Linked DNA regions of Homo sapiens: regions 1 and 2 are each linked to region 3. The links are chromatin contacts, found by Hi-C or POLR2A ChIA-PET in ENCODE. All regions are on one chromosome and are shown on one strand. Each heading gives the region's core, a stretch centred on a gene start or an enhancer-like site at or near the end of the contact. The rest is flanking DNA. Distances are from core to core; before and after follow the strand shown.

Region 1 (2,855 bases), core at 128-2,627, 670 kb before region 3:
TTCAGAGTACATTCAAGGGCAACTCCACGCTCTGTGTTTCAGAGAAAACAATCCTTCATGGCTGTGCCCACGCTCTCCTCCCACACCACCAGATGTGCAGGCAGCGTGGGGTCTCTCCAGCATCCCCTGTTCAGACGGCCCGTTCGGAAACTGGACATAACTGTGACTTGTGTGCCTGGCTCTGAATAATCAGTTAGGCCAGTGAAATGGGAGTCTCTCTGTGTGTCTGGAATTTGAACTGAGACCCTAAGTTGGGACCACTCAGAAGTCTGGGAGACTCAAGAGTGAGGTGGCCATTACAGAGCCACACACAGCACAAGGTATTAAGTCAGGAGAAACTGAGGCAGCCAGACAGACGGGGAAGGGAGCAGGGCACAGAAAAAACCAATGAGGAGAGATACCCAGGGGAGAGGCCAGAGCTGCCTGATCAAGGACGATGCCCACCTCCAGGACAGGGACTCTTAAAGTCTGCCCAGGGATGGCAGGGCTGCCATGGAGCAGTATCCCCTGAGATATGGCTCTCATTTTTCTGCTTTCCTACTGGTGTGTTTTTTTGCCACTCTCTAGCCCTGGCTGTACCACTGAGGACTGAATTTTAACAGGCAGCAGGAAACTGGGATTCTTAGGTTGCAGGTCACTGGATCAAGAGGCACCACATCTACGTGTGAAGCAGGGATTACTGCCCCTCACTGCTGATATGGGATGCCAACATACCGCCCTGAGACCCTGCACCTGAGGACGATGCTGCCCCTGGGGCGGATCTAGGGCTGCGTTCCCTGGGGAGGGATGAGGTACTTTGCTTGCAGGAGGGAGAATGAGCCGGAAGCCATCAGTAGTCAGGAATGTGCCCTTTCAGTGTCCCTAGCTCCTGACTTCTGGGCACCTGGTGGGATTGCACTTTCTGCCTCTTTTGCTTGGGTGGGGCTGTGTGATAGATCCCACCAGTGAGCTGTGAGTGGAAGTTTTTCACTGTCTGTGTGAGGCCCTCAGTCTCTTGCTCTCAGTCACTGTAGCCAGCATCATTCCAGATGGTGGTGGCTACTGCCTCAACCTGGATCTTAGAAAATGGACACAGAGCTTGTCCAGCTAAATAAACCTGCCTGATTTGGAGCCATTTCGTGTTGGGGATTGTTTGCTACTACACCACACCCTGGGTGATCTGGCGGGTGCATTGCCTTAGCCAGGGCTTCAGCATCACACATTTCCTGGATCCTTCTGGGAAGTAGATGGAGGGCTGCTAAAAGCTGGGGCAACCCTAGGGGCTGGAGACATTCCCTGGGTCCCCCTGCCAGCCACAGTGCCAACCCTCAGGCTGTGGCACGGGAGTGCTGAACAGCAGAGGGCACCAGAGGCCTGTTTCTGCCTTCCCCATCCTGGTGCCATCATGGGGGTTGGTGGCATCAGTATTGCTGGTATTGTAGGAGGGTAGCATTTGGACCTACAGCAGAGAGAGATCTCGCTCCTCTTCTGTCACTGTGGTTGTGGGCAAGTGTTTGGAAGATGCAGACTCACCCTTCAGTAGGCTTCAGACAATATCTAGGGACCAGGGTCGGGGCACCCACCACAACTTCCTCTGGCCCTTTCTCTCTTGGGCTGGCCCCACCTTCAGTTGTCATCTGTCAGGCCCAGGGGTGGGGAGGAAAGCCAGGAGCCAGGATACAGCAGAACAGGCACAGGCAGCCTGACTCAGCACACAGCAGTGTTTTCAGGCCATCCCCTGTGGCTTTTCCTCTTCCATGCCTCAGATCCCACCACTATACTTTTGCCCATTTAGCACCCTACTTTCAATTCTGAAAATGCAGCTCTTGTTTTTTTGGGGAAAGGGAAAGGATGGAGGTTGGAGAGGGTGGGACTAACAGCAGATGTTTTCAGGATTTGAGAGCTTCGTCAGTACAAAGAGCTTTGTGCTAGGAGCCTGGAAGCCAGGTGATCTGCAGTAGGTCTTTTTCTTCCTTGGGCCTCAGTTTCCTCCTCTGCAAAAGTGGGTTTTGGGACAGCCAAGCTCTGAGCCCCTTCCAGAGTTTGTAACCTAAGATTCAGGTTTTGCTGGTCAGGAAGAGAGAGACAGCCTGGCCCTGGGGTAGGGATAGGAAGGAGGAGGAAGGTGCTACCTGTAAGGTAAAGGAGACAGGTGGGGGAAGCTTGGGTCACTGGGAGTCCTTAGCTGGACCATGACACTTTGCCAGGAGTGGCTGGATTCCCTGCACCTGCTGCTTTACTGTTGGCCTGTGTTTCAGTATTTACATTTCTCTGGATCATATAAGACCAAGGTCAGGTTAAGTCCATTACTCCTAACCCTAGTTGGCCCAAAGTCAAACAGAAGAGGTTGCCTGTGCACCTGCATCTCTGCCCTTCCTGCCTTCTCTAGGTGCTCTTAGCTCTGCATTTCTGCTCCTTCCTGCGGGGGCAGGAGGTTGGGCCTGACTCTGAAGCCCTAGTAGGGCCTGTCTTCCAGAAAGACAAGCACGTAGACACTGCAGGCAGCCACCTTGGGGTGGGGAAGGGAACACCCGCCTGGCATCTGGCTGTTCGCTGGGTGGGGATGCCTCTTTCTGCTGCCTTTGTTACCCTTTTCCCTCACCACTGCCAGCACTCAGGCTCCATAGTTAAAAGGCGGCACCAGGTTCTTCCCAGCAAGAACCTCAGGAGCTCTGGAGGCACCTTCTGGGTGGGGTTTGGTTGGATAAGCAAAGCATCTCCTTCAATCCTTCAGCCTCCATTCTGCTCAGTCCCTGGAAGGTCGGGTGGTAGCATGGGAGGAGGCCACCTCCTAAGCTTCCCCCGCCCTCCCCAGTGCCCCTGTTCCTCTGAGCTCTGGAGGTCACCAGGGCGCTGCGGAGCTCATTGCAAGCTGC
Region 2 (2,829 bases), core at 73-2,572, 520 kb before region 3:
TAGCCATTTATTGAATAGAGAAAGACCCAGGTTCAATGCATACAAAGCAAGAAGGCAATGAGCAGCGATCCCAGGGAGGTTCCTGGAAAGCTTCAGATAGAAGCACGTGGGGCAGATCTCGAAGAAGGAGCAAGAACAAGGAACAGAGTCCTCCTGGGGAGCATGGGAAGAAGGCATGGCAGGCACAAAGGCATGGAGGTGGGAAATCCTCTGAGCAAGAGTATCCACCCACACAGGGGCGTCAGTGAACACTGGGAGCCTGAATTCCAATCCTTGATACCCTGGTTGATGCAGATTGGAAGTCTTACTGGAGCTCAGAAAAGTTGATGGCCCTAAATAGAAAACTCCTATTTGAATGAACCCATCATGATGTCAGCACAGACTGGGGTCAAGGCAGAGTTTGCCTGCCAGAGAGTGGGTAGAGCAGAAAGAGGGCAGAGCTTGAAGCAGGCAGTCCTGGCTTGTAATTCAGGCCCACCACTGCCTAGCTCTCTGGTTGTGGGTCACTACAAACCTCTCTGAGCCTTGGTTTCATCACCTTTAAAATAGGAATAGGTGACCTGGGCATTCTGTTGAAAATCACATCCTTTGTTGAAAAGATAGTGAGAAGATGGGGTGGGTGGGTGGATAGAGACCAATTTACACTGAACGTGGCACTGGGGAGACACAGAGAATAAGCTGTTAGTCACTCTGAGCTCTGATAGGCTGAGTGGGGCCGGGAGGTGTGGGAGTCCAAAGGAGGAGCCCTTCGCTCTGCCTGGGAGGTTTAGAGTTTTCCTGGCAGCAATGAGAGCAGAACTAGGGGCCTTCCCACAAGGCAGGTGGAAATTCAGAAGGCTAAGAAGGAAGCAAGGGGAATTCCAGGTAGAGGGGACCAAAGGACAAGGGAACCAGGAGCAGTTCTACTCAACTAGGAAATGTGAAATGGGGAGTGATGAGGCTGCAGAGGCTCGACAGTGGCCTTGAATGTTGAGTTAGGAACTTGGACTCTATCTCATATGCAGCAGGGAGACATTTAAGAATTAGAAGCATGAGAGAAAGGATTAGTCGGGCTCTGTCACCAGGACAGTGATAGTGGGCTAAGGAGAGGCGGTTGCAGAAGTCCTAGATACTGACATGAAAGGTACTTGTGTGAAGTCGAGTTTATCATACTGCAGGGACAATGTAAAGCAGACACCACAGTCTAGTGTGCCATTGAGGTCCCAGGGATGGGATGGGCACTCTTCCCTAACACAGCCCTCCCTAGCTCCAGACAGGACAGCCCAGGGCCTTGAGAAAGAAGTTGCTGCAGGGCCCAGGCCTTCCAACCAGCCCCTCTGCAGGGACAGGCTCCTCAGGCCCTGGTGGCCTAACTGGGGTTGTTCTAGCTGGAGCCCGTGTGGCCATGAGAAACAGCCCTTTTTGCTCAAGCAAAACAATGACCTTATGGGAAGAAGATGGTGGTATTTCACAAAACTCAAGGGTGAAACATTCAGCCCCGCCTCTGAGGAACTAGAATCAGGAACTGTAAAGTCATGCCTATGGCCCCTCTCCCTCTCTTGCTGGTTCTCTTCCTCTTTCTCCTCTCCATTTTCCAGCCAGCTTTCCCTGTGTAGAGGGGGTGCACAGCTGCCTGGCCCCAGCTCCCTAGCCTCAACTGTCATGGCTCCAATGTCCTGGGGAGAGTCTGACCATCTGAGCCCAGGCAGCAGATCAGCCACCTCAAGGCAGACACCCTCCCTTGCTGCCCTCAGCCCTGTGGCCAAGAAAGGGGGTGGTCTCCTTTACAGCAAGGCTCCAGAGCCCATCCCCGCGGGTTACGATGGAGGGTGGTTCTCAGAGGAGGGACGCTGGCACTGGACTGGCCCCCAGAGGTGGTCTATTCTATGTAGTCCCTGACCCTACCTGGCACTGTTTGTATTATTGGCCAGGTAGAATTGGTCAAGGGACATCCGGGTAAGCTCGCCCCCAAGGTGCACCGTAGCGAGCTGGAATGCACAGGGCCTCCATTCACCTCTTCAGGAAGGAGTCAGAGACAGTGAAAATGAAACTCTGAAAAGTCCCCATGTTTTGCTTTGTGGATGGTAGAGCCAGGAAAAGAGAGGGTCTGAGAGGCGCTTGTCTTTGCATGCAGTAAAGAGGGGTATGGGAAGAATGGCCCCTTTGCTGCTGGCCTGGGGGAGCAGGTTTAGAGCCCAGGGACCTGGGGGAGGTGGCAGCTCTGGGGAAGAAGGGGCTGAGTCTAGGCTGAGTCCCTGGGGCTAGAGGCCAACCCTTAAGCAGCCAGCTGCCTAGAGCAGAGGGCAGGGGAGGGCCCGGAACTTCTGGGGTGGGCCTGCGGCGTTCCTTTGTTTCTCCATTCTCCTCAGATGGCACACAGCACCAGCTCGAGGAACCAGAGTCATTTGGTTGTTTTCCCCAAATGTGGAGGATTCTTTCCCCTTTCCCTTCTCACGTGTTGCCAGAAGCTGGGCTTCCTGGGGGTTCTCATAAACCCAGGCGGCTCTGCAGTCATTTTCATATAGAACGTTTTCCCTAAATAGCTGAGAAGGCCAGCTGTAGCTGCTGGGACAGAAAACAGCATTGGCTGCTGGGGGATGAACACAGATCCTGTTCTTGTGCTTGGCAGCCCACTTCCCTGGAGACACAGCAAGTCATGGGGCCTCTGGCCTCTGCGCCACCCACTTCAACTCCAGCCACTGTTACTTGCCAGTAGAGGTCTGAGGTAAATGACTTGATCTCGCCAAGTCTGTTTTCTCACCTGTGAAATGGGAATAATGACAGTACAAAGAAGGGTTGTGGTCCCCAGAATTTAATGAGACACCTGCGGAAAGCACTCAGTAGGGTGCC
Region 3 (3,082 bases), core at 192-2,691:
CCACTCCTGCAGAGAATGAGAGAAATTAGCTGAGAAATAAAATCGCAATTCGTATTGCAAAGAAGGGATTAATTTCTTTATTGTATAAAGATCTCCTACCCAGCAACAAGAACAAACCAATAACTCAATTTAAAAAATGGGCAAAATATAGGAAGACCGTTTCAAAAGAATATATAAGTGGCTCTTAAATAGATGAAAAGTTACTCAGCCTTACTCATAAAAGAAATGCAAATTAAAACTTCAATAAAAGACCCTCTTTTAGGCCGAGTGTGGTGGCTCACGCCTGTAACCCCAGCACTTTGGGAGGCCAAGGCAGGCAGATCTCTATTAAAAATACAAAAATTAGCTGCGTGCAGTGGCATGTGCCTGTAGTCCCAGCTACTCCAGACACTGAGGCAGGAGAATCATGTGAGCCTGGGAGGCAAAGATTGCAGTGAGCTGAGGTCGTGCCATTGCACTCCAGCCGGGGCAATGGGAGAGAAACCCTGTCTCAAAAAAAAAAAAAAAAGACCCTTTTTGAACCATTATATCAAAAAGATCAAAAGTATGGCACACTCTGCTGCTGAGGGTGCAAGGACAGGTGCCAGAGTGTGGGGCTGGCAGGAAGAGGAATCAGCGTGTCTGGGAGAGCCACTGGGAGCCCCTGCCAAACCACACCTGCTCTTCCCTCTGACCGGCACAGCCAACCCTAGGATTTCATCATGCGGATACACAGGGGACGTGTGTGCTCCTCATTCACTGTGGCATTATTTATCAAAGCAAAAGATTGTCAATCTCCAAATGTTAATCAATAGGGGACTGATTAAATAAACAATGATGTCCGTACAATGGGACTCTACACAACTGTTAAGCAGAACCAACATACAGATGACATTAGCTACGTCACATGGAATGGAGGACCTCCCAACTGTGCCTCTTCAACCCACAGAATTATACGAAATACATATTAGTATTGATTTAAACCACTGAAGAAAGGAGAATGGACCCTGTATGTTTCTATAAGGAGAGGGTTCCAAGGTATATTGACATGCTACCATTTGTGTAAAAAGAGGAAAAGAATGAACACACACATGTTTGCATTTGGGTTTCTAAATGCATATACAAACATATATGGCTTTAAAGAAACTGGTAGGAGTGGAGGCCTCCAAGGAGGAGACTTGGGGGCAGAGGAACTTGATAGTGAAGAACAGGGGAGGGGAGGAGGCTTGATTTTCACTTTTTTTTTTTTTTTGCAATATGCCTGTATTTCCTATTCTAAAGATATACATACTTACACTAATTAATGAATCAAATGATCTCTTGGCAGAGATACTGAGAGTAAGACAGAGACATACCAGGGTGTGAACCCCAGGCTGCAGCCCTCTCTTTGTGTTGTCATGGGGTCAAGGGACATGCCCTTGAGCTGAGGGTCAAGGCCTGGGAAAGTTCCCACCCAGCCCCAGGGCCCAGCCCTCACAGGGTGGTGACTCATGGGCACCCGGGAAGTTTCGGTTCCTGTGGTTTTTGCTCTGTTCCAGTGGCCTCCTCTGCTGGGACACATCACTCTCCTGGCTGCTGGGATTCTAGCAGCCCACTGGGCCTGCTGCGTCCCTATCTCTGGGTATCTTTAGATGCTGTCTCTGGCCTGTCCTAGGAGGGACTCAGACCTTTAGAATGCCAAAGCAGAGGGTCCCCAGCCCTCTCAAGTGCTATCCTCAATGTCTGGCCCATCACAACCCTGCAGCCCCTGCCACGAACACTGACCTCAAGGGGTCACAGCTGCGGTGGCTTTGCTCAGAGCAGCCCCTGCCAATCTTAAAGTGGATGCTAGAAGGGAAGGCCAAGTGAGAATCCTGGGCGAGCCATTTCCTGTCTTTCTGTGGGTGTTGGAGCAGGACGGCGGGCGGCGTGGCCGGCTTGGGGGTGGAATCCTTGCCCTTCTCCGCCTCCTTTGCCAGGTGCAGGATGGATGCTGAGAGTCTATTTTGCAGATGAGGCAACTGAGCCCATTGCGTTCTGCCTGTTAGGTGTGGTGCAGGTGCCTGGGCAGATGTGTACTCCCGAGCCAGCTCCTCAGCCGCATGACCTTAGGTGAGTCACATCGCTACTCTGGGCCTCAGTTTTCTCATCTGCAAAGTGGGAACAATAATATTTTGTTTTTGACTTGCTGGCCACAAAGGCCCTGGATGAAAGGTAACTTCATGTGGTTGACTGCTCTGAGCTCCCTCCTCCTGAACCTCTAATGTGCCCGCTTCCTAGGGAATGCAAGCTTCCAGAGGGCCAAGCTTTTGCCCAAGTAGTTGCAGCAGGGGCCTGGAGCAGTCAGACCTACTGGGGAAGCAGGTGAGGGGGTTAGTTCCTGGGCACCAGGGTGACATTGCTCAGGGATCATAAAATTCACGTCCTCACCCACGTCCTTCCTCTTTATTTTGACTCAGAGCCAATCCTTGCTTGCTCTTCACTGAGACCAGCCTTCATCTGCAGAGGTCTCTGGGAGGGAGAAAGGTGCTAAGGAGCTAGGCTTCCCTCTGGGAGGCCCATCTGAATAAAAATAACCAACTTGCCTCACCATCAGGTCTCGTTCAAGTACCTTCTGGGTGCTTTACAGAGGTTAGCTGATTTTCTCTTCTCAGCCAAATGATGGGGAGAAATGCCCCATTTCATAGATCAGGAAGCTGAGGCACAGAGAGGTTTATAGCTTGACGTCACCCAGCTAGAAAAGAAGGAGCTGGCATTTGAAATCAGGCAGCCTGGCTCAGAGTGGAGAGGAGACAGAGGTGAAGTCAGCCAGGAGGTGGAGACACCAAGAAGAGCAGGGGAAGGCCCTGGGCAGGGAGGTGAGGAAGCCCCAGGTGAGTGCCATTGCTAGCACCCGTACTTGGGGTCCCCAACCAACTCATTTCTCTATGCCAGCCAGATGGGGGAGGTGAGTAGAGGAGAGGACGCTGTCTTGTCCGTTCAGGGCTTCCTCCTTATTAAAGCCTGTCAGATTTTCCCCGGAACCTCACAAGGAGGAAAGCAGGGGTTTCCACCAGCAGCCTCGGGTCTGCTCGCCACACAGGGTTTTAGAAGTCAGAGGAATGAGGCTAGGTTGGGTTTAGTC

Evidence for each region. A loop is a pair of places that touch in the nucleus more often than their neighbours do. ChIA-PET counts read pairs that join two places held with the same protein, here RNA polymerase II (POLR2A). Pooled maps may share reads with other maps.
Region 1: a loop to region 3 is called in a map of PC-9, with 4 times the contacts of the local background. The contact joins two enhancer-like sites. A Hi-C loop is called at or near these places in 1 of 168 maps with a recorded cell type or tissue (PC-9) and 11 of 50 pooled maps. POLR2A ChIA-PET finds 5 or more read pairs at or near these places in 2 of 52 experiments (PC-3 and activated T-cell).
Region 2: a pooled map of posterior vena cava shows a loop between it and region 3 (3-fold over the local background). The contact joins two enhancer-like sites. A Hi-C loop is called at or near these places in 1 of 168 maps with a recorded cell type or tissue (naive thymus-derived CD4-positive, alpha-beta T cell), 1 of 37 single-sample maps with no recorded cell type and 12 of 50 pooled maps. POLR2A ChIA-PET finds 5 or more read pairs at or near these places in 2 of 52 experiments (both activated T-cell).

The regions. Positions count from the first base shown.
Region 1 is chr15:69,574,814-69,577,668 of GRCh38, forward strand. No RefSeq gene overlaps it. Among named protein-coding and RNA genes, the nearest start is that of DRAIC, 15 kb to the left of the region's middle. Within about 2 kb of position 1,378, at least 2 of the 41 ENCODE cell types and tissues checked have a DNase peak (open chromatin) inside an H3K27ac peak, as active enhancers do.
Region 2 is chr15:69,724,714-69,727,542 of GRCh38, forward strand. No RefSeq gene overlaps it. Among named protein-coding and RNA genes, the nearest start is that of LINC00593, 110 kb to the right of the region's middle. Within about 2 kb of position 1,323, at least 6 of the 41 ENCODE cell types and tissues checked have a DNase peak (open chromatin) inside an H3K27ac peak, as active enhancers do.
Region 3 is chr15:70,244,655-70,247,736 of GRCh38, forward strand. No RefSeq gene overlaps it. Among named protein-coding and RNA genes, the nearest start is that of TLE3, 150 kb to the left of the region's middle. RefSeq lists an enhancer at 1,296-1,345. Within about 2 kb of position 1,442, at least 3 of the 41 ENCODE cell types and tissues checked have a DNase peak (open chromatin) inside an H3K27ac peak, as active enhancers do.